Linked DNA regions of Mus musculus: region 2 is linked to region 1. A link is a loop called in an ENCODE intact Hi-C map of the cell type or tissue named here. Cell type or tissue: left cerebral cortex. All regions are shown on one strand. Links, peaks and the distances in the headings refer to the core of each region. The heading gives the core; the rest is flanking DNA. Region 1 holds the start of Gm33410 (a long non-coding RNA gene). Region 2 overlaps Bnc2 (basonuclin 2).

The links. A loop is a pair of places that touch in the nucleus more often than their neighbours do. Peaks named below come from ENCODE experiments on the same cell type or tissue, not always from the same donor. Only the 100,000 strongest peaks of a DNase experiment are listed, where the experiment ranks them.
Region 2: it touches region 1 in a loop (2.6-fold over the local background); 1 of 42 quality-filtered maps calls a loop at or near these places.

What each region holds. Positions count from the first base shown.
Region 1 is chr4:84,057,144-84,072,969 of GRCm38, forward strand. It overlaps Gm33480 (a long non-coding RNA gene), which reads right to left. Exons shown (of 2, transcript XR_390688.2): 2 at 15,252-15,590. It overlaps Gm33410 (a long non-coding RNA gene), which reads left to right and starts at 15,326. Exons shown (of 3, transcript XR_390687.4): 1 at 15,326-15,569. In left cerebral cortex, for the core only: a CTCF peak has its summit at 7,683 (motif pointing right); a DNase peak (open chromatin) is centred at 7,666.
Region 2 is chr4:84,650,993-84,666,818 of GRCm38, forward strand. All of the region lies in intron 1 of Bnc2 (basonuclin 2), which reads right to left. Among named protein-coding and RNA genes, the nearest start is that of Bnc2, 16 kb to the right of the region's middle. In left cerebral cortex, for the core only: no CTCF peak of the experiment used is centred there; a DNase peak (open chromatin) is centred at 6,315.

The DNA.
Region 1 (15,826 bases), core at 2,724-10,723:
AGAGTTGGGGGTGAGAGGGATTCAGAGGAGACAGGAAAAGTAACACTTCTTATCTCCATGTTTTCAAACTGAATGCAGATGATATATATTATTTTTCTCTAGATAATCCCATATGTTCATTCCCCATTAGCCAACTCCGGGAGATGAGTCATGACCGGTCTAAGCCAGGCATGGAAACTCTATTCTGCTCTGCCAGAACGTGCATTCCAGCCACTCTGTGACTGAGGGTCCTAACAAATCCTGGCCAAGAGGATGAAATATATATGTTTTGGAGGGGTTCTCTCTTGCTGTTCATTTTGGGAGGGGGGTGATTGTATGAGGGATGATGTCTGGAGCTACAGAAGTCGTTTTGTAATCATGAATCAAAGGAGAGCATCACGAGAGCCAACATATCTGAGAAGGTGGATCAGTGTCAGCCAGGAAGAATCAGGTTCCTGGTGATAGAGATGAGCCCCTAACATATGCTAAGTGATAACGCAAGCAGCAATGGCTTAATTCACAGTAGCTGAGCATTGCGCCCCTTGCTTCTGAAGCAATTTCCAACTCCTACTCAAATTTACAGAAAGGCAGAAGATAAACACTATTTTATTTCAAAATATATACAAATTATACAAATGCAAATACTTTAAACTTCATGATTTAAAACTAATTTTAAATCAGGGCACCGATGCAAATTCCTATTTGCCGGAATCGCTGTAGGGCCAAACGGGTGGACAATGACACTACTATTCCCCTGGGAATGGATAGAGAAAGAGTTCCAGAAAGGGGCTGGGAAGACAAACCAATCCTTCCCTGTAATAAGGATCAATAGTCAGGCAGATTATCGCGGCTTCTATAGCTGCTGTCAGGCTATCATTTTTCCACCAGTAACTGGAAAGGAACATGCTTGCTGACGAGCGTGAGGCTTGCTGCTGCCGAAGGTGCCATCCTGGGAAACCTCCAGGTTTTACCATTCAGATTCAGGGAGAATTGTAAATATATTTTTTCAACCGAATTAAAGTTAAATGAAGCTGTGATTAATAACAGCCGGAGGGCTGTGTTATTTATTATATTTTGAATTTACCTCTGAGGTATGCTGCTCCTTAAGTATTTTTTCTTCCTTCCAAGAGGAAAAATGAGTAAAATAATAACACACGCTGCCTGCCTGGTACTGACTGTGTGCCAAACTGTGCACTAAGCATGCCACAGGCCTTGTCTGGCTAAATCTTTCCAAAATCTCCAAGTGAGTTGACAAAATCAGCATTAGACAAACTAAGGCTGAGAGACTTTACATCCTTAGTTTTACTTAGACTTATCTTGGTTTGCGTGTGTGTGTGTGTGTGTGTGTGTGTGTGTGTGTGTCTGCCTTCATGTATGTGTACCACGTGTGTGCCTGGCGCCTGGAGGTCAGAAGGGACATTGGATTCCCTGGAACTGGAGTTACCAGTACACATATGGTAAGCTGCCAAGTGCATGCTGGGAATGGATGCTCTGCAGCAGCATCCAGTGCTCTTAACCACTAGGCTATCTCTCCAGCTCCAGAAATCAAAGAATGACAGGCTACCAAGGAATGCTAAGAGTGGGAGAAACAACCTTTCCTGGGAAAAATCAGACCAATTGGTGACCCAATATCAAATACTCAGCCCTGAAAACATAAGCATGCAAGTAACGTTACATAGACTGAGCAGGTTGGATTTGTACATGTAGGAACACACACAAACACACACATACACACCACATGAATGTAACAACAGCAAAGAAAGAGGTTCATGAATTTGAATGAAAGAAAGGAGGTATACATGGATGGGTTAAAGAAAAGAAAAGAATAGGGAAATTATGTAATTTTATCTTTTAAAAATTAAAGTTATATAAAAATGACATACCTACCAGGAGCCACACCCTTAAAGAAAACCGATTCTCACACTCCTTCTAGTAGCATGGATTGCCAATAGCTCCTCAGGTAAGGGTGGTTCTTGATGCTCATCTCCCAACGAAGCCCTGTGCTAGCTTCTAATAACGTAGCTTCATATCAGTCTGTCCATCAGATCTACAATTCAGCAAGATAGTCTGGGTCTCATGGGTGAGGTGCCTATTTCATAGTGGCATAGTTTGAACTTTAAATTAAATTTTCTACTATTTCCTATGACTTTGAAATGGATTTGGCAGAATTAAACTAATCGATTACCAACAGAATATGTTGTAATTTATTTCTCCATTATCAACCAATTCACTGTTTATTAATGGTCACATGTACACTTCAATTCTATTAGATTCTTTAATCAAGTTCAACACAATAATGAAGGTTAAGAGAGGGAAAAAAATCAAGGGTGTAGTAGGCCCATCACAGATAATTTGGACATAAGACATTACATGCAGTCTCTGTCTCCCCCCACATATTGACAAAATATAATTCCAATTTTCACACTGTCACAGTACAAATAGAAGTGTGACTTACGTCTCACAATTTGCATAGCTGATTTCCTTTGACCATTCCATCATCTGTCAGACACTTGTAAAATTGCTTTTCTATGTGACATCATTGATGTATGCTGAGGCTTCAAAGGGTTTCTGAAGTAAAGCACACTCTCATCACCTGTCACACAGTTCCAGCAGATGTAGTCAGACTCAGCAAATCCATGAATCAGGCCTCACGGGCTGGCACACCTGCAGCTACTGTCTTGGGAAAGTTCCTGTATTGTCCTGGGTTCTGGGTGCTCTGGTGGATTGGTCATGAATGTGGATGATATCCTAAGAGCTTAGTGTTGCCCAGCACAGAATCCTAGCTTGCTGAACTCTGCCCTGATAGAATAACATGGCTTAATAAAAAGCAAAATTTAGGATACTTTAAAGGTCTTTTCTTTAAATATGATAATAATGAAGGGAATTTAAAGGTCTCTGGCTTAAGGGCACCTGCTTCACCTTGTGTGGCTGCTAGCTTTATGTCAACTTGACACAGCTAAGGTCATCAGAGAGGAAGGAGTGTCAATTGACAAAATGCCTCTATAAGATTGGGCTGTGGGCAAGCCTGTTTTCTTAGTGATTAATATAGGAGGGTCCAGTCCATTGTGGACAGGGCCACTTCTGGGCTGGTAGTCCTGGGTTTTAAGAGAAAGCAGGCTGAGAAAGCAATGAGGAGCAAGCCAGGAAACAGCACAGCTCCGTGGCCCCAGCCTCCAGGTTCCTACCCTGTTTGAGTTCCTCTCCTGTCTTCCTTTGATGATGACGTGTGCTGTGGAAGTGTAAGCCACACAAACCCTTTCCTCTTCAAGTTGGTTTGGTCATGGTGTTGTTTCATCACAGGGACAGTAACCCTAACTAGGATGCCTTGGTTACATGTAAGCAGCATTGAGACTACCCAGTCTGTACATATTCTCCTTCTTGGAGAAGCCTGCCACTCTTGCTTGAAAGATAGCCTTACACAGTATTTTATAAAATATCATATGTTTGTTCCAGGCTGGCTAACTTGACCCAAGATGTTCACTGATCTAAGGAAGCCGTGGCACACAGTATGGCATGACCCCTGAGTCTATCTAGACCTCATTGAGCCAAGAAGGAAATGAGCTATCATTAAGAAGAACTGATGTGAGGAGATTCCAGACAAACAGGGCCAGACAAGAGCCCAAGGAAACAAATTCTGAGTTAGATGAAGAAGCAGAAGATACCAGAAGATAGGGGAAAGTGTGGTTTGGGGTGTGACTGGGGGCCCTTGGCAGAGAGTATGAATGAACAGAAGATATAGGGAAATAGGGGAGAGATGTGTCACTCGGACTGAGTGGAGCTTTCTGATGGAGAAGAAAAGAGAGGACGAGGAAAGGAGAGAGGAAGGGGGAACGCCAATAGTCTAACTACGCTGTTTCTCAGTTCCTGTGATGACTTTGTATACATATTTGCAAGAGATGCCCACTCCACACTCACAGAAACACATTGTTAATCTCTTCTCAGAAATCCAAAGGATTTCCATGACATGGGGAGGGGGAAAGAGGATCATCTCAGCCTGCTGTATCCTGGGAATGAGTACAAAGGCACACAGTCATTAAACGCACACGATCATTAGATGCACACCGCCATTAGATGTTTCTGACCTGCTCACTTAGGGTCCAGCGCTTCAGTACTTCATGATACACTCTTGCCCTAGAAACTGCCAGGGCCCAAACCTCGCCCCTCACAGGGCTGTAGGGCTTATAATCTTGCAAGGCTTTCTCTGCATATGACCTAGAAGTCTGGAAATTGAAGTCGTGAAATCTACTTGGTTTCACCTTGACTGTGTCCTAAAAATGATAACTACCAGTCATTAACCAGGAAGCAGGAAACATCCTAATGGAGAGATGGATGCAGAGAGTGGAGAGATCTGGGTCTTAGGCATGTGAGAAGAGACTCATAGTTGACTTGGGTAGGAATCCACAGAGTCTATGAACAGAGCCCCAGAGATGAGGCACTGTTTATGTCCAAAGGAAATATCCAGACACTTCAGCAGGGCTTGGGACACTGGGGGCTCACAGCTTTGACAGATGGAAAAGGACAAGTGGAACTATCTAAATCCCTCTCCCTCTCCCTCACCCTCTCTCTCTTTCTGACTCTCACAGAAAGGGTCAGAGAGACAGAGAGACAAAGAGAGAGAGAGAGACACAAAGAAACATATTGAAAGAGTTATGAGTAAGCTGTGTTTCTTAGAAGAAAACTGTGATTTAAAAAATAGCTTTACTTTCAACTTGTCTCAGCTTCCTGGCTCCTGAGAGTCTCAAGCCACATGTCAGTATTTCTGAGTTTTGCCTGACAAAGCAGACTCATGTAGATCAGGAAGAGAGGGGCAGATGGGAGAAAAATGAAGTGAGGACAAAAATCAAGAAACTGAAAGAAAGTTCATTCATGGAGTATCAGAAGAGGTGGCATCTTCCTACCTCCAGAGGAGGTCTTATAGTTAAGCCACACCCTCCACTTGTCTTTCTCAAGTCGACAAAAGCTAAGACCTGACCTCATCTTTGACCCATCTGAAGGACTGGCTTCCTCCCTTCAAATCCCTTTCCATTGCTGTCTAAAACTTCGTAAGTTAAAAGGTTTTTTCCCAAGTATACACCTGCAGTAATTCTTTTCTGATCTTTATAGACCCTTACAAATGACATTCTCTGTGGCAGTGAAGGTTTACTGAGCACATCTGAAACGGGCATCTGTGTGAGCTGTGGGCAAAACAAAGCAGAACAGAACCCTGACACATCTACAGCTGCACAGATCTATAGCCTGGGAAATTCTTCACCTATCATGTTGTTTCATCCCTAAAAGCAACATCAAAGCTACCATTCCCTTCATGAATGAAGAGAATCAAGGTTTTGAGACAGTCTATGAGTTTTCCAAAGTCTGAATTCAGAGCAGAGTCCAGATGTGAGCAGATCCCTGGGTTGAGCCGTCTCCTTTGCCCTATGCACTGGAGATAGTCACAAACAACTCTAGGTCAACTTAGTAGCCATAGGGAATACCAGACAATGCCCATTGCAACCATCCAGGAGACCGAGCCATCTCTGTGATGGAATTTCCTGGAGGGAGAAGGTAGCCCACCCTAATGAGAGATGACAGGAGCTATCCTGCCCCTCCAATACCAAGGCTTACAGGAAGTTGTCCACAGTCTGTTCTCTGCTCTGTTCTTTCTCTTGCTCTATTCACTGCTACTGTTTCATAGAAATCTGACCCACGATAGAATGCAGGATGTCCCTTAGGCAGGAACCGTGAAGCCCTAAAAGCAGGAGTCTTTGCCATTCCAAACTTCTGTTTCTTCAACCCTTAAAATGTCTGGACCCAGCAAACTCCACCTTGTTGCTTCCAGGAGTGCTTCAGTCAGCTGGTTTACCCAGAACTTCAAAGGCAATGGAGATGAAAATTCTACATCATGATCTGAAGGCAGATGCAAGGAGACTGTCATCATTAGCTCTGGACAGAGCCTGAGCTGAGGAAGTCTCAAAGCCCATCTCAGCAGTGACACACTTCGGTCCAACGAGGCCACACCTCTTAATAGTGCCATTGCCTGTGGCCAAGCATAATTAAACACACGAATCTATGGGAGCCAAACCTATTCAGACTACCACACAATCTAATACTGATTAAGAGTTTGACATTTTTTCTTTTTTAAAAAAGGAAGTAAAAATAAATAGGTTCAAATTGCTCTCTCAAATGAGAATAAAACTTTTCCTCTATTTGACTTTAAAAAATAATGTATACTAAATAAGATCTTTGAAATTGTGTAAGGGCTTTGCAGGTGAAGCCTGCTATCCAAGCTGATTTTCCAAAGGTCAAGTATCATATTAGTATAGCATCCAATAAACCGTTGCTACCGAGAGACGGGAAGAGACTCCTAAGACTCCAAGAGGAGGGACCGGGTCTCACTGTCTCTTCTTACCTCATGGGGCTATAGAAGAGGGTCTCAGGATTATTAGTGAGAACTGTGTATGTTTACTTGACAAAACTCTTCACGTGGTGGTTACCATATGCCGAATACCACTCTGAAGGAATCTGAACCATCTGCCCACTTTATGAGTGTAAGGGCTGTAAGGCAGGGACTTCTGCCATTATCGTTTGTTTGCAGACGGTGAGATGAAGGCACACTACTACCAAATGCGTTGAGGTGACTCAGAACCCATATCCTACTGGCCACTAAGCTCACCAGTCTTCTGTGGTGTGCATCTTAAGTTCTCTGAGAAGTTTTTTTTTTCCTCTCTTTAATCCCCTGTGATCTGGGTAAAGTCTTCAACAGACAGGTGTCTCCGAGAGCACGGGGACTCTGCTGTCTGGGAAGCGGCATCGGGCTGAGCCCCCAGTGTTGAACAGTGGGGTCCTAGATAATCTGGGGATTTTCCACTTCATGCTCCCCCACTCCCACCCTCATGCACCAGCTTTGTTTAAACAGAGGAAAAGACTTGAGGACAGGGCTAAGGAGCAAGCTGCCACCGCTCTGAGATTGTGTTAAGACATGCTGGAGTTTGAAAGTTTGTAACCATGTGGTTCTGGTTGTGTCCCTATGTGTGAAAAGTGTTCCTTTGTTTATTTATGCTTTCGTGGCCACTGTGTATATGTGTGTATTGCCATAGGCTTTCTAACATAAACAGAGGATGCTAGCGTAAACTTCCAGTGGGACCTGGTTTCTTCCTGCTGTGTACATTCAAACCCTCCAATCTAAGACTTTTAAATCAACAATTTTCCTTTTCAGAGAGGGTCATTATTTGTTTAGCAGTGCACAGGCTGGTCAGCACGCTGGGCGTTTCTATTCTCTTGACAAAACTGAAGCCCAGGCTGAGATCAGAGTTCTCTGCTATGTGGGTTCTCTAGGCCACAGGTGGCCAAGACGTCCCTTAGGCAGGACCTGAAGCCCTAAAAGCAGGAGTCTTTGTTGCTCCCAACTTCCATTTCCTCAACCCTTAAAATGTCTGGACCCAGCAAACTCCACCCTGTTATTTCCAGGAATGCTTCAGTCAGGCGTTTTACCCCCATCTTTAAAGGCAATGGAGCTTTGCTGCTGCTCCTGCAGCTGTAGCAGACAGCGCATGTGTCGTCAGCTTTTGTCTGTCTGCAGAGGCACCATTCAAGACGCCTCCCTGGAAGGTGATGTCTGAAGTGTTATTCTTAAGGAAGCAAAGCACCTAAGTATGGAAGAGTGTTGTGCAGAATGGGGCTTTCCCGGCTGTGGGGCTCCAAAGCTGGGAGGATAAACTCGCCCAGCAGAGGGCGCCACCGCGCCGGCGCTTACAGCTGTGCAAGCCAGGCAGGGGGATGCTCAAAACCACAGAAAAGGGGAAATTCCATACTTTCCCCCCACCTGCCTCGACCTCCCTCTTTCTCCTCCCTCATCTCCTCTCAGCCCCTTCCTTTCTCCCTCTGTTACCACCCTGTCTCAGTCTTTCTTCCTGACCATCTCTAACTCTTAACCCCTCCCTAACTTTAGCAGGGCACTCCTGGGAGCCTCAAGTCTAGTAACTGAGTGTTAATTATGTCTGAGTGGATTCTAGAGGAAAAGAAAACCATATACTGTATCAGCAGAGAAATGGTTTCACTATGAGGAAACTAATGATGCTTTTATCAGGAACAATATAAAGATTGCTTTTTTACTAGTGTGTGTCCCGTAGGGTTCAGGGCTATGAGATATTTCTGTATCTGGCTTGAGGTTCCTCTGAGCTTTTACATAATCAAATCAATATAGCCATGATTCACCCTCTGGCAACAACTGCTCGCTGCAAGTTTGCTGTTGCTCCTTTAGTGGCTAAAAGGAAAATAAATAAATATATAGAAAGGAACTTATTATGAATCGGTAGCCATTGATTTGTTCCGTCTTCTGACTTCCTTTTTAATTGCACCGCGTACACATGTTCTCACACACAGGCAGCATGATCCCGTAAGTTCACGGCCAGTCAGAAATAAGGTGGCCAGGAGTGCCTGAGGGCTTGCCACTGTCCATTTGGAAGAGACAGGTTGCTTGTTCGGAGAGAATAAAGCAGAGGTGGAGATGGGAGCCGGCCCCCTCACACTCTGTACATTGTTTGCATCTTCTTTCTCATCCCTGTGAATTCCCTACATTCCGGGCATGATTTTGGCTCTTGCCTCTCTCTCTCTTTCTCTCTCAGTTATCTTGTTTTTGTATCAGGAATTTCCCTCCCCTCCCCTGGCAGAAACCATCTGCTTAGGACCCAGATCTGTCCCCAGGGCTGTCAGCGAGGCCCCAATATTTTTCTCCCATCCTGAGGACAACTGGTCTGGACCCAAAGAGTGGATTGGGGGGGGGGGGGAAGCTTGGGAGAAAGAAGTAAGGGAGAGTCCATTCAGTGTAGGGAGCAAGCCACCTACGATGGCGGGCCAGTGTCTTCCCTTCTCTGTCCCGAGGAAGTCACAGGAAGGAGCTGCACAGAGCCTGAAGCCTTCACAACACACCCAGCTTGCTGTTTCCTTCACCACTTTCTCCCTTAAAGTAAATAAACACAGACGGCTTTCAAACTAACCCTCGTGAGAGAAGTCAGTGCCATACAACTGTGTCATCTGCTTTTCATAGGCAAACTGGGATGACCACAAAATACAGCTTTTCTAGTGCCTTGTGTGGCTTAGAATCAACAAAATCAACTGATGGAATAAGTGTGTTAGTCTGTCTAGGGAGAAACCGAGATGGAGCCTCCCGGGCAATCTGCTGGTCACCGGGGATGGTGAAGTGCTGTGTGTTTTATGCTCTGGTCCTTAAATCAGAGACCTTGCTCATAGGTGTGCTTCATTTATCCCATCCCCTATAAGAAGAAAAACATGAGAAATAATAGCAGACACAAAACAGGAAAGAAAACCCATTCATGCAATTAAGATACCCAGAGTCCCTGGGGAAATAGTATCACCAAAATGAACATGTTCCCTAATTATGAAGGAATCCTGTTACTGAACACAATTCCCTGACAATAACACTATATCCCTCTGAGAAACAGTGGAGGAGAAATTCTGGAAGGCTCTCTCTGGCTAGTGGGGGGTAGAAAAATCTACCCTCAAAGAACATCATTTGCAGTTTCTCAGCAATGTTTACAGGCATCAGGACAGACAGGGTCCAGCTGGGGTGCAAGGGGAAGGGAAGGGACTTTCAGACAGGCTTACAAGTGATGATACCAGCCCCAATCTTATCAACATGCAGAGATCTCCACTAGTGGCCATTTATTAAGCATCTACTATGCCCAAAAGCTGCTAGGTGCTGTGTCTGTATTATTACAGTACATTAACTTTGACCTTCAAGATTGCTCACGATATTCCATTAATATGCTTGTCTTTCTAGGGAAATTATGTGTACTTTCTCAAAGTTGAGATTGTCTCCAGTGGAGAAGCAATACTGAGTTAGAATCCTGTGAGTCTGCATCCCCCCCCCCCCCCCAGTGGATGGTGGCTAAAGGAGGTACACAACTGGTCAACATAGAGAATAGGAGACTGGGAAGTGTGTAGCCCTAAATGAGATATCCACATCACACCCTTTCCTCCCAAGGCTCAGGGCCCATTGAAGAAAGGGGATGGAAAGATTCTAAGAGCCAGAGGTGGTAGGTTACAACTATGTTGTGACATCATGCACGAGACCTGTGCAGAACTAAGTCATAATTAAGCCATAACCAGTATGGAGGTGGGAGGTGGTCATGAGGTCCCTCCCCTAGCCCACTGGCAAGAAGAAGGTATTTAAGTACGGGGGTCCTTGGTAAATCAACCACATTCCATCAGATGGCCCACACTTAAGAGTATTTGGGCAACACAAATTGGTTTCAGGATTTTTTGTTTGTTTTTGTTTTTTGTTTTTTCAAGACACAAAGTGAGGTGGGAAGATAGGGGAGAAAAAGGAATACATATAACCAAAGTGTATTCTGCAACATTTCAAAGAATTAATCATAATAATTAAAAAATGGTACTGCAAAGAAAGTCCTGATACTTCCATTTTATGGAATTCAAAGAGATTACACATCAGTTACCCGAGGACGGAAAGCCGGTGCAGAGTCTTCCAGGGGTCCAGCCAAGACCCTTCAATCTCCAAAGCTATGTTCTGCTGCCATGCCCACCACACAGCAAGTTTAGAAAACCTGCCAACATTACCTTGAGGGGTTCCTAGACCACCACACATTACATCATTACGTGTGCTTCCCTAGAACCAGTGTTCAGAATCATACAGTCGCTAAATTAAACCTACTACTTTATGGACACTGCTCTCACAAAAGGGCCCGATCTTAATGCAAACGAAAAAAAGTTGGTATAAGTCAATTACATAAAATAGATCGAGGTGGGGGAGATGACAGATGTGCTAAACATCACCAAGCATGCAGAGCACAAACTATGGTCTGCTGTGCTGCACGGAAGACCAAGACCGCAAGAGTGCTGTTAAGAGGTATCTAGAATCGGGAGCTGAGGACTCTGGTCCATGTATTAGTGATGCCTGCTGTGGCAAGCTGTGCAGAGTTAGAGGAGGGCAGGGGAATGGCAACTTGTGAAATCACTTTGTTCTTCTTGAGCAAGCCCAGTGTTCTCCTGCTCCTCCCCCAGAGGAAGAACGGCTACTCTAACGCTGAGTCAATGTCCATTAACTATTAACTCTTTCCAACAGCTCAAAGCATTTGCCCGTGGTACTCCATTAATGTGCTTGTCTTTCTAGGGAGATTGTGTGTACCTTCTCAAAGTTGAGATAGTTTCCCGTGGAGAAGCAGTACTGAGTTAGACTCCTGTGAGTCTGAGTGTGTCAGAGGCCATGTACTCTTTGATCCATGGTCTCCTCCTCTTCGCAGTGCGCTTGCTTGCAAGACCTAACTGAACGCACAGTGGAGAGCATCGATCACGTTGCTCACAGAGGTCAACGGTGGTGTCTGATGGTCCATTCAATCCCATGGTTCTCTTACCCCTTCAACAGATATTCCACAAAGCTTGGGAAGCAGAGGAACCGTCCACCAGTAAGGTTGTCACAACAACAACAACAACAACAACAACAACAACAGGCAATTCACTTCTCCGCACACATTTGGAAGGCTTAGCAGCTCCTCCGTAGCCTTTGTGGACATCATGGCCCTGACACACTTCCCTCCACCCCACCAACACGCAGACACACGGACTTTGACCACACACTCTCACACCAGAAGAATCAGAAAATACACGAAGAAAAAAAAAATCTAATAATACTTACTTGAGGTTTTTTAAACTCCTTGGGGGTAGATAGATACAAGGCAGTAAACCAGCATCAGGAAAGAAAAACAGGTTTTTTTGTTTTTTGGTTTTTTGGAAAAAAAAAAAGCTAATAAAAAAAATCCCATAGGAAGGAAATGGAAACCCCCCACCCCCAAAATGGAGCTAAATTGTGTGGTTGCTCTTAGCTGCTTTCCTGGAAGGAGGCAGAAGCTGAGAGCATTCGGCACTTAGACTGGAATTGTTTTCTAAACAGATTTTTCTTAGTGTGTATTTTTCACATATTTTAACCTTTCTCAAAACACCCTGGCCAAAAGCAGTAAAATTGCCGTGCTATTAAACTTAAATTAGGGGCTTGTGCAGACCGAGGGGCCCAGCTGGGTTTCCTCTGGCAATAGGGAGAAGGAGGGAGGGAACGCCACCACGCGGTAAGGCCCTCAGGTACTTGCCTGGTGCCCCGTGGGAAAGCCCGGCTGAACCTGGCCTCTGGCTAATAATGGACAGGCAGCAGGAGGGAATGCAGTGATAGGAAGTTTTTAAAAATAATGAATTAAAAATTATTTTTTTAAGTAAAAAAATATGCACATCAAGTGGGAAATTAATTACACCTGCATGTTTTCAAACCCAGGGGTTGAGTGGAACCAGTTTTATTCTGTGCTCTCAGTGTCAAAGGGTAGGGCTAGGTAGGGGCTGTTTGGTTCTGGCAGAGTACTGGGAGGGAGGGGGAGAGCCGTGTGGAGAGAGGCCCACACTTCACTCCGAACAGTAGACTTTTTAGTTTAAGCCTTGCTGGGAACAACAGACTTTTCACAAGTCATCACCAGCCAAAGAAAAGTCATTTGCTATCTCGTGCTTCTCCTTGGGCTTTGGGGACTCAATAAAAAGTGTTGCCTTTGTCTCTAGGAGCACAAAGTCTGGGTGCACGTGAGGCCTGGGAGACACATGAAGTCACCTCCTGTTATGACTACCCACACAGACAGACAAGGCCAGAGGGTACCCCAGGAAAGCTGTGCTGAGCGGAAAGTGCCTGAGTGGGTTTATTGATCTCATTGGAAAATAGGCATTTCAGCTTCTCTCCACGGAGTCGGCCTGGACGTGTCAGCAAGGCGTCCCTTTGGACCCATCGACCCGAGCTGAAAAATGTGCTGCGTTTCACCTCCACTGATTCTGCCGCTGCTGCCTGTGTTGTCTGATGGTCCATCCAGGAAGAAAGAGACGGGTGGTAGCAGCAGCCACATACCTTACTCTGCGAATGGCTCTGGCCTGTGTCGGCACTGGGAACCTGCACACCCTGGTCTGGTTAGGGAAGTGCCGAGGGCCATGAATCCTTGGCGCAGAGACAGCTGCAGTTGGGAAGGGTCTTTAGCTCCCAGTTATTTTGCAGCAATGGGCAGAACATTAAAACAGTCTGCTATAGCCACCCAGCCTTGCGGCTCAAATCTGAGCTTAGACTGTGAGGACATGACCAAAGGAAACAAACGTTTGACCAGACATCTGACAACATCTGTTTACTTTGCTTGTGTGAATGCAGCCTGCCTGGCCTGAGGTGTCTGCTTTTGGCTGAAACACAAGATGGAGGCCCCTTGTAAACACAGGCCATGCCAAGTACAGGCAAAGCCTACCTAGGTGACTCCCCTCTTTCCTATTGGAACTGCTCACTGTGATGGGTTTCTTCCTGTTCTCAGCAAATCTAAACTTGCAGCAGACGAGGAAAGAAGTGGACACAAATAAACCAGAGGTTTGGGTCCAATTTTTCCCCCGTTTCTTAGCTCAGGAAACCAAAGGGTCTCCAATACGAACACACCCCTTTCCCTGACCAGCAAAGGTGATACTTCCAGAAACGGTGACTAATGGACCTGTCTTGGAACAGCCTGGGAGCTAAACATATGGAGGGAAGAAAGCAGGGAGGGAGGGGAGGAAGGAAGAAAGAGAGGGATGAGGAGGTTGGAATGGATGGGGAGGGGAAAATGGAGCTGTTTGCACTGGGTCTTTATGAATGTCCAGGCTCTGGCCCAGAATTGGCTGCTGTCTGTTGGTGGCAAATGATGCCTGGGTTATTCTTAGCAAAGTGCTTAGGGAGTCTGAGCCTGAGGGGCCGTGGAATGGAAAAACAACAACAAACAAAACAAAGCTTGTTCTGCCTGCCTTCTGGAGAGATTCAAAGCTGGGTGAAAGAAGTAGATCAGATGGACCCAGAAAGATGGCTGCAAGGTGAACGCCCCAGCCCCCCTGCTTTCTGGCCCCCAAATCATGATTGTTTTATGCGGTTCTTTTCCCCTTGGCGAGGAAAATGGGATGTGGTGTCAATTACTGGGAAAAATATACAAAGTCCTAATGGCTAATCTATTCTTCTAAGTACAAGGAGGGCTACTACACCTAAGAGACTTGATCTAATTGTATAATAAAACTCCAGTCATTTCCAGCCAGCTCGGACATGCCAGGTCTGTCGGAGAACACACTGGCTGCTGTGGCTGCTGCCTCCCTAGGCAGGGAGTGGTGAGCTGACCCTGGCAATTGCTTGCTGGTAAAATCCAACAAGGGTCTGAAGAGAGTGGGGAATATGGCTGCAGGGAGCACTGAGGACCGCAAAGATGCTGTGCAGTAAATAGTACCTTCTTGTTTTATATGCCCCTGTGGTGGCTGTTGTTTCCTTGGCTAGAAACATCTATGTCAAGGCCCTAACCTTGGGAGGCACCCCCACGGAGCTGTTTCAGGGTGTCCCCTCCTTTCTTTCTCCTTGTCCTTGTGTGTAGACCAGATGGTCACTCGGAGAACTCATGCTATCAGGCAGTTTTGCCTCATCTGTTTTAACTTCGTTCTCCTAGCAATGCTCAGATGCAAATCCAATGGTCAGTTTGTAGATTAGACTTCAAGACAGTCACTTGTTTAAAGTTCCACGGCTAAGAAATGATGGCAGAGCACAAACCTGCATTTCTTCCTCCTTGCTGTCTGTTTCTGCACACCCAACGCCGTTGCTGACTAAGGCAGAAGGTACTCCTGAGCAGCAATGCCTGCGGTCAGGGCATGGAGGGGACCAAAGGGGTGGAAGGGCTGAGTGCGGATGCATGAGAAGCCGCTGCTGGTGGCAGTAGGCATCCTAAAATTAGTTCCCTCCTTTCAAGTCTGTCGGATTTGATCTAAAGACATGAAAGGACTTGAAAACCTCTTGCATGTAAATCCAATGACAGCCTCTAACACCATTGCAAGAGGCAAAGCCTCTGTTTATTTAAGCATTGGGGATTTTTTTTTTTTAAGAAAAAATACAACTGGGAGTAGAAGTCACTGGGTTATAAATGAGCTCTCACCCCACCAAAGAAAAAAATAATAATTATAATAAAAATAATGGCACCGTAGTCTCTGATAAAGCAGTGCCAGAAAAGCTCTTGGGGATCAAGTTTTGTCAGTCCCCAGCTTTTACCAATTTAAATTCTTGGCAGAGTATTAAAAAAAAAGTATAAGGTATTTGAAACTCCAGTCCCTCAGGTACTAAATCTAGGGTTTCCTGGCAAAAGATGAATGTTGCCAGAGCGCAAGCCTCGCACCACAGGGCCATATCTCCATGGCTGTTCGTATTTATACTTCATAGACAAATATGTCATTCTTTCAGGATCCCTTTACAGGGCCAATTTTTTTTTCCTCGTGTGTTACCCACCCCCATTGGATAAAAATGAAGGCTGTCAAACTCAGGACATGGGTTTGAGCTAGAAATGGTCTTTGGTACCAAGAGCCTGGTTTCCCGAAAGCTGTTCCAACTACTAAGCCACAGGGATGATGAAGAGACAGCACGGGACCTCTGTGGAGATGGTCAGCAAGTACACGGTCCACATCACTTGGACCTTTTCATGCCTTGTCTTTTACTGTTTTCTTGTTCCTAAGAAGACACACTGTGGAGCACAGGAGCATGAGAGTGGTCAGTCTTCCGGATGACATTGCCAGAACTTAAGGTGAGAAAGCTTCCCTATACTCTGCACAGTTAGAGAAGGGATCTCGGTTAGTAGTGTCTACACGCCATTAATGAGCCATGGTCATCCTCCCCGTCCTTGCCTCCCGGAACTGTTGTCCAGCATGAATATTTTTCCAGTCTTCATTCTAAATCTCTTTGTGAGTCTTGCTTTCATGTGAATTTCTGTTCTTTCCTAGCCTATTCATAGAGTTTAACCTAGCCTGGAAATACCTCAGACAACTCACTCCACCATGTCTA
Region 2 (15,826 bases), core at 2,710-10,709, 590 kb after region 1:
GTATGTTCAGGACCTAAGACAACTGTGTGTATAAGCCAGTGATTCACAATCTGTGTGGCATAACCCCAAAGAAACCAGAAAAAAAAAACCAGAAATATTTACATTACAATTTATAACAGTAGCAAAATTACAGTTATGAAGTAGCAAGGAAAATTCTTTTATGGTTGGGGTCACCACAACATGAGAAAATGTACTAAAGGGCCACAGCATTAGAAAGGCTGAGAATCACTGGTGTAAGGGGAGATCCTAAACACTGTATCAGTTAGTTATTTCTGAATGAAGATTTAAAAACAAATGGCAGAAACAAGCAAACAAAATAAATGGGTTTGTTCTCCCCAGTCACAACGGCGGAGCTGATGGCACCAAGAAACAACAGTGAACATGTGAAAATACTACAGTGGTGGTGGTAGGGTGGTAGTTTTTATCAAGAAGTTATTTCACTACTTAAAAAAACCATATATTTATAGGTTAGCAATTTCTCACAATATTTTAAAATTAAAGCATGAGTTTCAGTGCACTTAATAACATGCTAATTTACCAAGCATTGACATATAATATGATTGGCATTTACATAAGTCAGTATATCTGGGTTTGATTTGTTGGCTTATGACTAAATATTTTTAGTGTGCCAAGTATATAAAGTATCCATATGCCTTTACAAATCAGATTTACTCAAGAATGTTAGGAAGTGGAATTCAGAGTTCCACTCATGAAGAAGCTTAAAGAAACAGAAACATGTCTTTCTAAGGGAAGGACTTTGTTAGGTAGAATTCTGAGGGAACCTCCCATCTACATTAACCAGTTACGTTTTTATTTTATTTAATCAGTTAGCTGTCCAGTGACGCCTATGAGTGGGTCTTACCGAATTCACCATGGCACAAAGTCTTCTGGGCTCTGTACAAGTCTGTGTCATTAGTCTAACCAGCAGCAGGTCTCCCTAACTCAGTCATCTGTGACAAACAAAACGTCTAGTAAGACTGCCAACTCCCTGCGGAGGACAAGGCGTCCCCAGTTCAGCACCCTACAAGCCTCAGCGTTCCCAGCCCCTGGGAGTTCAGTCCACTGACAAGGCTGCTCCTGTGATTAGCCACGCTGACATCTAGCTTTCCACAGAGCTGCTGGGGACTCACAGTTTGAGACTTAGCTTCTTCTCATGTGGTCTACCAGCTGTGAATTCTAATGTTCTCACCTAACTTAGTATTAAACATATATGCATTAATTTGATCGATACTACAGAAAAAAGTGGCTAACAGAAATGGATTGGAAAAGCATAAAGACCCTTTCCATTATTTTAATTTGGCCATCTACCTTTTTCTAATGTATAAACTACTATAGATTATTAAGTAGAAATCCTTGGGAGTTCAACTTTCAAAACAAAAATTATTTAGGAATACAAATTTCACACTGCAGGACATACCATGTAAGTCCAATGCCTCTGTACTACTGCTGGCCTCAAGACCAAAACAAGGCTAACCTTTTAAAGGTGGCATGAAATTTAGAGACAGTTATATCTGAGACAATAATTTAAGAACTTTACTTAGGGGTTTGGGGAAGAGCTTAGATGGTAAAGCACTTGTCTTGAAAGTTTGAAGACCTAAAACTGGCAGGTTTCATATCACATGCTGGTATCCCTAGTGTTGGAGAGACAGAGACAAGAGAATCTCTGGACCTTATTGGCCAGCCAGCCTAGCCTAACTGTTGTCTTCTGGCCTCTACATATGTACACATACACATGCACACACACACCTATTTGTGCACATGTACACACCCATACAGCTATTTTATTTTTAACTACAGCAAAAGAATGATAGCAAATAAAGATCTTAAGACAAAACAGCGTTAGATTTTAAGTAATTATCAGTAAGATAACTGCAAAATCCCTTTCTGTATGCAAAGCCCCAATGGCCTATTTATTAACAGTAAAAAGTCTTTGAATCTTTCTCTTTAAAAATCTTTAATTGTCTCGGATTCTGTGGTGTATTCCTTCCCAAGTGCTGACTGGAATCTCTTAAGTCCCCAGAGTACAGTCACCAGGCAGCACGGCACAATGCTAACCACCACAAACCATCACTAGCATTAACTGCTCCCAGCCTTAAGACTTTAATTTCTACGAGACTGCAGTTCAGAGACTTAGAACTGGTAAAGTTCTCTTTCAGCAGGCATGGACAAGGATCACATATTTTCATACATGCTTGTGCGCATAACAAACATTTACTGCTCTCGTCACAAGCATGTCCAAGACAAGAGTTTCTAAATTAGTCTGTGAAAACTCTCCTCGGAGCATTTTCATAGAATATGTGTCAAATCATTGTCGACCACGAAGATTAAGTGACCAGCACGCCATCCAGTCTCTCCTACAGGTGATCTTTGAAAAACTTCAAGGGAAAATAAATTCTGAAAAACTTCACTCTCACACTGAGCTGTCAGTTTCCAATTCAGAGATGAAACACCAAAGTCAGCTGACACAGTGTATAATTATCAGCAAAGGCAGATGCGTGTCAGCCCAACTACAATTTTTTTTTCACTGCTAAAGCTTTTTCCTCAGACTCAGAAAGACTTATGGTATATATTCACTTATGTGTGGGTAATAGCTGTTAAGTCAATGATAACCAGGCTACAATGCTACAATCTGTAGAACCACAGAGGCTCAGTGCCTTCGTCAGCCATCATCAGAGACACTTCCTCCTGCAGCAGATGGGAACAGACATTACACAGAGAGTGAGAGACACTGGAACCCTCAACCCTAAACTCGAGGTCTCCATCAAATCCTCCATCAATCCTAAATGGGATGTCCTCCTCTCTGGGCTCAGGGAACTGTGGGGGAAGAAGATGCTAACGAGTGTATGAGCCGGAGGGGTTGGAGGACACCAAGGAGACAGCATCCTGTAAATCAGCTGAGCCACGCTCCTAGAGACTGAGCAGCATGCGCTTAGGGCTTCCTGGGGTCTGCAGCAGGTCCTCTGCGAGCATGCTGTGGGTTCTATGTTAGCGATTTACATCAGGGATTCCCGAGGGCACGGACAAGCGCCTGGTTCTTCAGCCATCTCCTGGACCTTCTCCGTCTGTTGTTTTGTCATAGCCAACTCGGATAGAATGATTTATCTTAATGCACACCTCTTAGAGTTCTTTTTTTTCTCTAAGGAGACTGAAAAGAAATGGATCCAGACCGGAAAGGATGTGGGAAGGAACTTAGAGGAGCAGAGGGAGGGGAAACAACGATTAGGATATATTATGCAAGAAGAGAATCTATTCTCAATAAAAAGGGGGAAAAAAAACCTTCCCCCTGAACGTACACTATTTCTGCAAAGCATAGAGTATATGGTATGTTTTAAACAGTGCACACTGTGCACAGCTAAGCTGCTATGTGGTAAAAACGTAATTTCTATAGCAGGCCCTCCAGATAAAGCTAAAAGTTAAAACGCATGCTGTGGGAGGTCGCCATCCAATTACTAGAAGTAAGCATGGGAGAGATATAATTAGTTACGACACTAGGACAGGCGTGCATGTTTCAACACACACACACTTCAGAAAAACGCTTTGGCACTGTATGACAGAGGACTTAAACCAAAGACTCAAAGAAAGGTTATGGAGTGTGTATATACTTTTTATTATTATTACCTAAAACTTGCCACACCAAATTATTTCTTTTAAGTTATAAGCATATTTGATTTGTATAAACATCTCTTTAAAGACTTCTCAGGAGAAATGAAAAAAAAAAAAAAAGAGCCCTACTCCCCTCTTTCTCTAAGCCTTCCACATTAAAGAAGTTTACGTAATAAAATTCATCTGATAGAAAAAGAACAGGACTGGTGGGACTGTTCAACGGACAGGGGCGCCTGCCACCAAGGTTGACAACCTGAGTTTGAGGCCTCAGACCCACATGGTTGAAGGAAAAAAGTCGACTCCCATGTATACGCACGTGCACGAACATGCACTTGCACGAGAGTGCACACACTAAATTTAAACTGAGGGAAAATATGTATCTTCCAAAGAAGTTGCACAATAACCAAATGCATTTAGAAATCCTGATAAAATCCTGAAATCTAATTACAGGCTTCTCAATCATCAATAAGTTAAACTCTTGAAAAATAAAACACACGGGACAATGTTGACAAAGTGTGTCTGAGAGATGTAAAGATATCTGCCCCTCAAACCAAAAGAACTGTGCAATCAATCAATCAATAAATCAATAAATATAAATGGAACATGATTCTATAAAAAAATTTAGTAGTAAATCATGACCAGTTAGATTTTATCCAGTAATAAAATTGTAACATTAAAAAGATGTTAAAAGGCAGACTGTAGAGGCACACATCTGCAGCCTTGTGCTGCTGAGGTAGCTGCAAGCTACCCACAGGTGGCTGGCCAGGCAGGCTAGCTAAGGGGTGAGCTCCAGGGTTAGTAAGAGACCTTGTCTCAACAACTAAAGCCCCAGATGACACCATCAACACGGACCCGTAGCCTCCACACTTGAGCACACAGGCATATGCATCAACATTCTCAGATCACCCACCACTCATAAATGATGCCTCCTTCCTGAGAATTTTAACAAATATGTTTGTTTAGTTGATAACATTAATACTAAATACATAAATTCTAAGCAAAAAGTTCCAAAATGAGGAGGTGAATGAACACACACACACACACACGACAGAAAGCAGATTTCAAATCTGACAGCTTCAGACTTCCTGAAACCCTACTGTACTCAACCTGCAAATGAAATCCCATAGATGATGTCAGCTGCAGTGAAGAGGAGGTAACGCGGAATGGATGCTAGACACATAAAGCTTGTAATTAAGTGCATTCTCGAGTATAATAACCCATCCTGGACCAAGATAAAACATTCAGAACTTATTCAATGTAAAGCAGCTAGACCCTATACTCCCACAGGAATACAGCACATGACAATGAATTATGAACTAAATCCCATCTTGTAGGCCAAATGGTCCATGAAGTCAGCACACATGGTCCCTCCAAAGACACTGTTAATTATGCCCTCAGGTTTTGGTCCAGCAGAGCCTGCCATCTTAAAATAAGGCCTGCAGAGATTCCTCTCTTCCATCACAGAACTATGTAAGAAGCCTATTATGTAAGCTTTACAAAAGACTGAGATTGGGCTAAAAGAAGATATGTAGTAGATTACAGATAACAAGAAAAAAACAGTACTAATGTGTACTTCCAACACGAGTGCCTCAGAATTTTTATAGATCCACAAGTTCCAACTTTTCAGATAGAGCTGGAGAGAAAGAAATGATTGAGCTATCACACCACCCCCACCCTAAAAATCTACTCATTTTCTGGGAAGAATGTGACTCCAAAAAAGTGTGAATTCTGAAAGTTGTTTTTCTATTGTCTATAAAATGATTCTAAGATCTGCAGATTCCACACAAAATTAGTATTTTCTACTATTAAGAGAGGTGGTAGGATGAAGCAGAAGAAAGTTTAACAGCATCGTTTAGCCAAAATCACCCTAACTAATAAAAATGCGTTTCCTTTTGAGGCAATGTCTCACACTGGTCCAATCTGTCCCAGAACTCACTCTGGAGTCCAGAGTAACTTCAAAATACTGGTAATCCTTGTGCCTCAGTCCCAGAACGCTCAAATTACAAAAACAAATCACCACATCCATCAATAATTCTTTCCTTAATTGATACCCAAGAAGTCATAAAAAGAAACGGTTTATGTTCTTTCAAACACAATTTACAGGAGCTAAAAAGAACCAAATATACATGGACTTAGGTCCTCAGTGTCCTCGTAATCACTGGATACGGCAGTGCACATCTATAATCCAAAGGCTGAGAGGTGGAGGCACAGCTGGCCTGGTGTTTGCTGGCTAGCCTTCATAGCCAACTGGTGAGCTCCAAGTTCAGCAAAAGACCCCATCTCCAAAGAGAAGCAACAAAGGAACACTGGATGCTACCCTCTGGCCTCCACATGCACAGAACAGGCATGGGTACCTACATGCATGCACATGTACACACACACACACTCACAGTCCACACGTATCAAAGTACAAACAATAGAAACTGTGTAATAACTGTCCTCCATTTTGATATGAGTGGAGTATCAGTATAAAAATCAGCCTCAGAAATATTTGAACAAATTTGTGCTTCCACAGCTTTTACCATTCTAATGTCACGAGTATTTGTTTATGCACACACATAGATTTGCTCTACCAAGAGAAAATATACAATGTAGGTTTATACGTCAGCTTTTACTTTGAGCCTAAAAGCTCTTTATAAAACTGTTTAATGTCACAGAGTACCCTGCCATCTCACATTCCGCTTAAAATTTCTCTTAGCTATATGTGGTCACACTCGCCCACAATGGCAACTCTTGGGAAAGTGAATCAGGACTGAGCTGGAAAGCAGCCTCAAATACTCAGCCAGACCTTGTCCCTGTATTCTCTCCAGAAGCTTCCATAGGTGATGGAGAATAGCATTCTTACTCTGAATTGATAAAATCGACCCTAAAGTAGAACTTTCAGCGGTCTGGCACATGGAGTTGGTTATGTAAGTCTATAAAATAACAAGCTGGTCAATAGAAAGATGCTCCAAGCATACATGTATGTATACATTATTCTTTATCTGTATAAAAAAAAAAAAAAAAACCTCACATCAATTCTTACACAGCTGTGTTTTCTTTCTTTTTTTGTAAATAGATTTAAAGATCTAAAATTTGTAGGGGAAAGAAACTATCATCAATGCTGTCATTACAGGACACTTCCAACATTATACTTGCTCAAATGTGTGACTCACCATTTATGACTATTTTTAGAGTCAACTTATTAATTCAAAAACTTAATTTTGTTTTTTTGATCAAAAATGGAATTATATTACTTGATCACCAACCAGATTCATCATGTTATACAATGATTCAGAAAGCCCAACCTTAGGTAATAGAAATCTTGATAGAATTACAAGAGTTATACATGGGGTGTCTAAAACCAATTTTGAATGAAGAGCTCTAAGGCAGGCATTTATAGCTATGGCACCATTATTTCATGATCTTCCATGATAACTAATTTATCAAGAATAGTGAATATTTCTGTTTTTTGTACTTTTTTATTTTTCCCTAGAATATTTAGTAATACATTAATTACTTTAATAATTCATTCAGGTTTGTGGATCTTACCAAATACCACATTAAAGTGCTTCAAAGGTTACGTTGTTTTTTTTTTTTTTCTTTTTGAGACAGAATCTCATGTGCACAGACTAGTCTTGAACCCATGATGACCTTGAACTCCTGATCCTCCTCCCTCTACCTCCTGAATACTACAATTATATTGTTTTGGTTGTGATGTGGGGAGGGGCATCAAACCCAGGGCTTTGCACATGTTAGGTAAGCTCTCTACCATTGAGCTACTCAAGGCTGTATTATACAATTTTATCTCACTTAAGAGGTTAAAGTCAGTGTAGTACTTCCAGTATTACAAAAATCATCTATTTTCCTATATCTTCAAAATTATAACTGTAATTGCAGAGTGTTAGTAGAGTCACAACATTAAACTGTATATGTATTATATCCCAATAAAGTTGTTTCTAGAAATGTCAATCATAGAAACAACAACAACAACAAAAACCTAGGTCTAAGCTATTCAAAATGATGGAAAAATTAATGAAGAAGATGGAAAGATCTCTCATGTTAATGGACTGGCAGGATTAATATAGTAAAAATGGCCATCTTGCTAAAAGCAATCTACAGATTCAATGCAATCCCCATCAAAATTCCAACTCAATTCTTTGCAGAGTTAGAAAGTACAATTCTCAAACTCATTTGGAATAACAAAAAACCCAGGGTAGAGAAAACTATTCTCAACAATAAAAGAACTTCTGGGGGAATCACCATCCCTGACCTCAAGCTGTATTACAGAGCAATAGTGATTAAAAAAACAAACAAAAAACTGTATGGTATTGGTGCTGGGACAGTCAGGAAGAGCAATGGCATAGAATTGAAGACTCAGAAATGAACCCACACACCTATGGTCACTTGATCTTTGACAAAGGAGCTAAAATCATCCAGTGGAAAAATATACAGCATTTTAAATAAATGGTGCTGGTTCAACTGGAGTCAGCATGTAGACAAAAGCAAATCGACCCATTCTTATCTCCTTGTACAAATCTCAAATCCAAGTGGATCATGTACCTCCACATAAAACCAGATACACTTAAACTTATAGCGGAACAAGTGGGAGAAAGCCTCGAACACATGGGCACAGGGGAAAAGTTCCTGGACAGAACACCAATGGCTTGTACTCTAAGATCAAGAATCGACAAATGGGACCTCATAAAACTGCAAAGCTTCTGTAAGACAAAGGAAAGGACACTGTCAATAGAACAAAAGGGCAACCAACAGATTGAGAAAAGATCTTTACCAACCCTACTTCGACAGAAGGCTAATATCCAAAATATACAAAGAACTCAAGGAGTTAAGACTCCAGAGAATCAAATAACCCTATTAAAAATGGGGTACAGAGCTAAACAAAGAATTCTCAACTAAGGAATACCGAATGGCTGAAAAGCACCTAAAGAAATGTTCAACATCCTTAGTCATCAGGGAAATGCAAATCAAAACAACCCTGAGATTCCACCTCACACCAATCAGAATAGCTAAGATCAAAAACTCAGGGGACAGCAGATGCTGGCGAGGATGTGGAGAAAGAGGAACACTCCATTGCTGGTGGCATTTCAAGCTGGTACAACCACTCTGGAAATCAGTTTGGCAATTCCTTAGAAAATTGGACATAGTACTAACTGAGGACCCAGCTATTCCACTCCTGGGCATATACCCAGAAGATACTTCACTATGTAATAAGGACACATGCTCTACTATGTTCATAGCAGCCTTATAATAGCCAGAAGCTGGAAAAACCCAGATGTCCCTCAGTAGAGGAATGGATACAGAAAATGTGGTACATTTATACAACGGAGTACTGCTTTGCTATTAAAAATGATGAATTCATGAAGTTCTTAGGCAAATGGATCAAACTAGAAAATATCATCCCGAGTGAGGTAACCCAACAAAAGGACATGCATTGAATGCACTCACTGATAAGTTGATATTAGCCCAAAAGCTCGGAACACCCAAGATACAATTTACAGACCATATGAAGCCCAAGAAGAAGGAAGACCAAAGTGTGGGTGCTTCATGATGGAATTTTTAAATGTCACAGCCAACAAACACAGGACTCAGGCATTGCCCATGATGTGTCCTAGGGCAGGATGGTGGCAGCAAAAGCTGTGAGTGACAGGAGGGTGGGTCTACCTGATGAAACCTGTCCAGCAAAATTCCGAGGACAGAAGAGGAAGATGGGAGCAGGGGGTGTCCTGAGCAATAGGTGCTGGAAATGATCATGGGGTTGGGGTTGGGTCTGGTTAAGGATAGATCGATCAACTGATTCTAAGGCCTACAGCATTTAAACATGGGGCTCTCTGGGCAGGCTAGGTCTCAAGCTCTTCAACAAACCTTTCTACCTCTATGTCCATCATTGTTCCACACCTCTGTCGTGTCTTCATTCTCCCTTCCACCCCTCCCCACTTAATCCTCTATTTAGACCACAAATCTCCAAATGTAAAATTTTAAATGTGAGAAACTGAGAATGAGTGCTCTTAAAATTGCACACCACTGAAAACTGAGACTAAAGTTGAGACTGTACATAGGAAAGCAGTGAGAACTGGTGGCCCCACCAACTTCTGTCCTACTGTCACGTGGATGTTGAGTGTCTTACTATCTTGATACCTTCTTGTCTCATAACACTCATAACAAGTCTGTCTCCATAAAGTGTTCATGAAGGAACAAAGCGCTGAAAACTCAAAATAAGTATCGCTAAAAAGTCCGTGCTGGTATCAAATGATAAAGAATGTGGCTTTCACTCTCTGATCTCTTGTTCATCATAAACAGTGCCATTGGAAGTCAGATATCACACAGTATATAATACTATTAAGAATCTTTATTAAGTATCTAATATTGGCCCAAACTTAAGAGAAAAGAGAAGCAGAAAACAAGAGAGGAACACAGCTCACACCAATACCAAAAGCAATTCACTCTTCCTATTAGGTCAGTGTCACATCATGGTTTTGAGATAGATGGCCTTCTCCAGTATTTTGTAACTAGACCCAAGCCCTTTCTTTAAAGGATGTAGCTGCTTCTTCCCTCAGCCTGCAGTCTTCGCCTCTGGCCCATCTCCATGGTCACCTACCCCACACTAACACCATGCTACACATAAGGACGCAGCATGCAACATTCCCCAAGAAATTTAAATGAGTAAAGTGAGCACTGCTATTCTCATCAAACTCCTCAAAAAAACGGAACGGATGCAGCCACTTCTGTAAGGAGCTTCCTGGACACCTGCTTGGGAATATTAATATGTATATAAAGATAAGGGAGATGTTAAGCTACGCAGAAATGGGAAGCAGAAAAAAAGCAAGGGGTCAAGGCTGCTGGGATTCTTTACCTAGGTGCTCAGCCTATGAGAGGGGCCAGAGTCACCCTAGAATCAACACAATCAAATCTCTCCCTATCTGACAGGAAGCACTCAAGACTCCCATGCCCATCCGTAATGTTCTCTGATCAAATTCCAAAGCAACAAACGGAGAATCAGGCTGCAAAGGACATGCAAGTCCATCTACAGGAACACAGAGATGTTTGCCCACATAGGATAGACTGTTTTACACATGTTCCTCTGTGTGTGTGTGTGTGTGTGTGTGTGTGTGTGTGTGTGTGTGTGTGTTACACACACAGGTCTGTGTGATTATTTTCAGTCCTCACATTCACCTGTGTGTGTATATGTGTGTGTATTTTCGTGTACACACACACACACACACACACTCTACTCTTACCCCTCACATCCACAGGTATGGGTGCCCCTTACTCCCACACAAACATGCATAAAGTTGTGTGTGTGTGTGTGTGTGTGTGTGTGTGTGTGTGTGTGTGTGTGTACATGTGTGTGCTGTGTGTTACTCCTACCTCTCAGTCAGTGGGAAAAAAGAAAGATGAGCTACTAAAGGAAAGGTTGCTTTGAAAACAACATTGAAAAAAAATGTTTTTCTAGGTGTAGCATAGAAGACCAAAGGCTGTTTTTACACTTTGGTTATTCTTTAATTGTATTTACCCTGTACTGAATTTTGTGTTGCTTAATTTTAGGGTTATAGCTTCTACTTTACACATAAGACCTTGAACACCAAATTTTTTATATCATAAAAACTCCAAAGTTTGACAAATTTTACCTTCTAAAATAAAAAAATAAAAAATAAATAAATAAATAAATAAAGGAAATGCAGCCTGAAGTGGACCTGTTCATACTGCAGTAGACAACAAGGGTCAGGAAACCCAAGCCAGTCTGGGCTACATAGCAACTTTGTAGCCAGCCTGAGATACCAGCACCCCTCACCTGCACCCCACCCACCCGGACTCCACCCTACTCTGTCTCAAAACAAAACAAGACTAAAAATGCATAGTAAAAGTTAAGTTCTACTTTGCAAAACAAAGCAACTAGAACTCACACACCTGGACAGGAAGTAGAACTTAAACATAAAAACCTCACAAAGGGTAAGAGCTTTTCTTATTTTAATCAATCACAAAGTTTAAGAGCTTTTCTTATTTTAATCAATCAGTACACAACTGTCTAAGGCGGTGATTTTCAACCTTCCTAAAGCTGCCACCTTTTAATATAGCACCTCTTAATTGTGCTGACGCCCAACTATAAAATTATTATCATTCCTAATTTATAAAAATTTTTGCTACTGTACATTTTTATTTTTTTCATTCTTTCATACAATTATATCCCTAACTCAGTTTCCCTTCCCTCCTGTCCTCCAAGTCTTTCCCCCCAACCTCCCCTCACACCTAGATCGTTTCCTCCACTACAGACCGGATACTAACACACAAAAAGACTATGCACCTCCCTTCATTTTAGGCAGGTCAAGGAAACCCAGTAGGAGAAAAATGGGTCCCAAAAGCAGGCAAAAGTGTCAAAGCTAACTTCTCACAAGAATATCAACCTATACACCCATACATGCAGAGAGCCTAGGTCAGACCCATGAAGGCTCTCTGATTCCCACTTCAGTCTCCATGAGCCCCTGATGAGCCCTGGTTAGTTGACTCTGGTTTTTCTTGGGGGTGTTCGTGACCCCTCTGGCTCCTACGCTCCCCATCTTCCTCAGGGTTCCCTGAGTCCACTCTAACATTTGGCTGTGCAAATCTGCATCAGTTGCTGGTTAAAGACTTTCTGGTGATGGTTATGCTAGGCTCCAGGTTCTGGTCTACGAGTATCCTTAAAAATCATTTCTTTGACCATTCATGTTTATTTCCATCCTGGGACTCTAGACTATCCAGTCTCTGTTCCTGGTCCTCCAGGCAGTGTCAGGGGGGTGGGCTTCCTCTCATAGCATGGGCCTCAAGATGGAGAGTGATTGGTTGGCCATACCCACAAGTACTGTGCCACCTTGCAGGTAAGATAAATAATACATAGACATTTTGTGGCAGGTTGATGTCCCACTCCCTCCACTGAAAAGCTTTGCCTGGTTACAGAAGACAGCTGGTTCAGGCTCTGTGTCCCTAGGAGTCTTAGCCAGGGTCATCATTGTAGGTTCCTTGGAGTTTCTACTGCACTAGGTTTCTACCTCACCCTTGTAATGCCTCCCATTTCCAGCTCTCTCTCCTAGGACCCTCCATCCTCCCTCCACCAGACCCTTCATGTTCCAGTCCACTCTTCCTTGTTATGAGCTGTAATATACATACCTGATGTGTGGGTTTCTGATATGTGACCCCTGTGAAAGGGTTGTTTGACCCCCAAAGGGATCATGACACTCAGGCTGAGAACCACCAGTCTAAGGTCTCATGTCATGTAAAACCCCCAGCAAGCTATTCTACATAGAGCAAACAGACATCCAACTGACAGCTCTCATATCTGAGAGGAATAGAATGCTTGTCCCATGCCACTCTGGGTTTGGTACCAAGCATGAAAAAAAAAAAGATTTATAATACTGTCATATCAGTACTTTAGATATACAACTTCATAATACTACTAAAACATTTGGTGATCCACTCATTATTGATCTATGTCATGAATAAATATACTTATATTTGTCCACCCAGTCTCTATTTATTTCTCTTTCTCTTACCCAACTCCTAGGCACAAGTCATCTTCCCACATCAATCTTCAGGTAGCTGGGACCACAGGAACACTTCCCAGCTTCTCAAGGACACTCCTGCTACACATTTGTACACACTCATACAAACTGTCTGCCATTGTGATCACAGGTGCTACCGTGATCAATGACCAATAAACAGCTCTAAGTCTTTCCTATGATAATTTTCTTTTTGTTTGTTTCTCCAGACAGGGTTTCTCTATATAGTCTTGGCTGTCCTGGAACTCCCTCTATAGATCAGGCTTGCCTCAAACTTACAGAGATCTTCTGCCTCCCAAGCTCCAGCATTAAAACATCAGGAGACTCATTGCCCCAAGGGTTCATTGAAGCCACTAAGAGGACACCAGAAAAAAAGTGGCATTTACTGGCTACAATGATGTACTGAGGGTATGGGTTTGCTGTCCCTTCTTTAGAGTAAGGTACCAACCACCTAAGAAATAAGGATGCAGAACTCATCTCTTAAAGATATAAAGAATGTTTAAGAAGTGCACTCTCTGAGAAATGAATTTAACTCTTGCACTAGACACTATTGTAAGTAAACTGATGACGTTTAAACTTGGCTTGAGACCTGGCAGAACTGCTGAGATTAAAAGCAAATTCCATTGTTAATTTTATTTATATGCCCTGGAGTGAGACTGTTTTCAAAGAAATCTGATGTTTTATTCCAATCATTTTGAATGAGAGAAAACTTTTAACTTTCCTACTATATTTCTGGATGCAAACATGTGTTTTATCCCAATCATTTTGAGTGAGAGAAAACTTTTAACTTTCCTACTATATCTCTGGATGCAAACATAGCAGGTGCTGATAGAGTAAACCTCTCTAATCTGCTAATTACAGAATTAAAAGGATCAGAAGTCTTGGGACAGGGAGCTGAGGGGTCTTTCTTTGTATAATTTACCATTCTAGTTAGTGACATTCTTTATGTCCTCGAATATGATATCAGTCCATAATTACACATAACTTTCTTAATCCAATATGGACATGACAAGACATACCAAGAATAGAAATGTAACACTGCTTGTCCAATGAAAACAAATTATAAAATTTGATGTGGGTCAGTATAAAGTACTTATCTCTCACATGAGAGGCCTCAGTCCAATCCCCAGGAAAAGAAGAAAATATATATAAAATCAAAGGTCATGTATCTGATAGGTACAAAAATTTTTGTCATACCAATTTTAAAAATTATTTTAAATTCATTACAGAATATCCACAGGGAAGAAAGTTAATCCTCAAATTATGTCATGAGGTATCACTTTAAATTGGCTAATTACGGTTTTCATGTGCAAACACTTGTGAGGGGAAAAACCCCACATTCTCTCCGAATATGAACGTGACCACTTGGCCACCTAATTAATAGCTGATGCCAAATAATAATGAAACTTTGTCTAAAATAACTGGCACAAAGCCAAAAAAAGACAAAGCAATTAAGTAAGAATGGCCCATCAGGATACTGGAAAAGTAATTATTTAAATAGAAATGAATACAGGTTTTATTAGTATGAGTGAAAAGAAAATTAGACATTTTCTTTAAAATACTCCTTTTAACTCAGCGATGCTCTAACATCGCTGCCTCTAAATTAAGTTCCCTTTCCCCTGCTCACAGGCTCCGCTGACTCAGTGGCGGGAGGCTTTGAAAAGTACACCTGGTAGACTGGAGAGCAAGCTGTTTGCAAACACATCACGGCAGATTTGAACACAGTATTTACTTAAAACTTAACTGAGCCGGTTATTTTAGGTTTGGGTATCATAAAACAATTTTCAGTTTTATCTCTGTTGGTGATGTTTTGTTCATGATGGAATGTCTAGAAGACAAATTTTCTCAATAATGTTTTTTCCTCCTTTCCTTTTGAGGTATTTATGAAACCAAAAACAATTATTTCTAGGTACTTAATTCCACCCTCCAGGGCATGAAGTGTGTCTGTTATCATACAGAACACCTAGATTGCTTTAAACTCAAGGAGAATTAAGCAACATCAAAGTAAACCAAGCTGCTTCACAGGGAACCAGCACCTATCATCTTCTGGCTACTGAATGACATATTTCTTGTCCCCTGGAGTACCACCAAGAGTTGTTAGTGGTTTTTTCCCCCCACCCCTAAACAATAGAATGTTCTTTCTTGATGTAGCCTTTACTCTTTTAAGGATCAGATAAATCTAAGTTTTAAATGTAAACTACTGAAGGCAAAGAAAGCAAGACCAGACACATGGAGCTACAGAAAACTTAAAAGCTCCTATACAGACAAGGCAAAAGAAGCAAGTAGAATGAGAGATAACCCAAGGAATGAGAGGGAAATATTTGTAAAGTAAATTTCTGATATGAAAGTAATATCCAGAATGTATAGAGAACTCCTAAAACTCAAAAATTAGAAAAACCTATGTAACCCAATCTTAAAATGGACAAAACGCCAAAAAGAGGTGTGAGTCTACCTATCACACACACCACAAGAGAGCTGAGGTTAGAGGATAAACAGAAGCTAGGGCTAGCTCAGGCCCTTAACAGCTACTAGAGAGTGAGGCAGAAGGATGGGAAATCCATGAGTCTAAGGCCAGCCTGGGCAACTTAGTAAGACTTGGTCTGGAAATAAAATACAAAAGGAGCTGGACGCACACTCCAGCTCAGTGCAGAGTGAGTGCCACACCCTTGTGAGGCTCTTGATAAAATATCAGTACT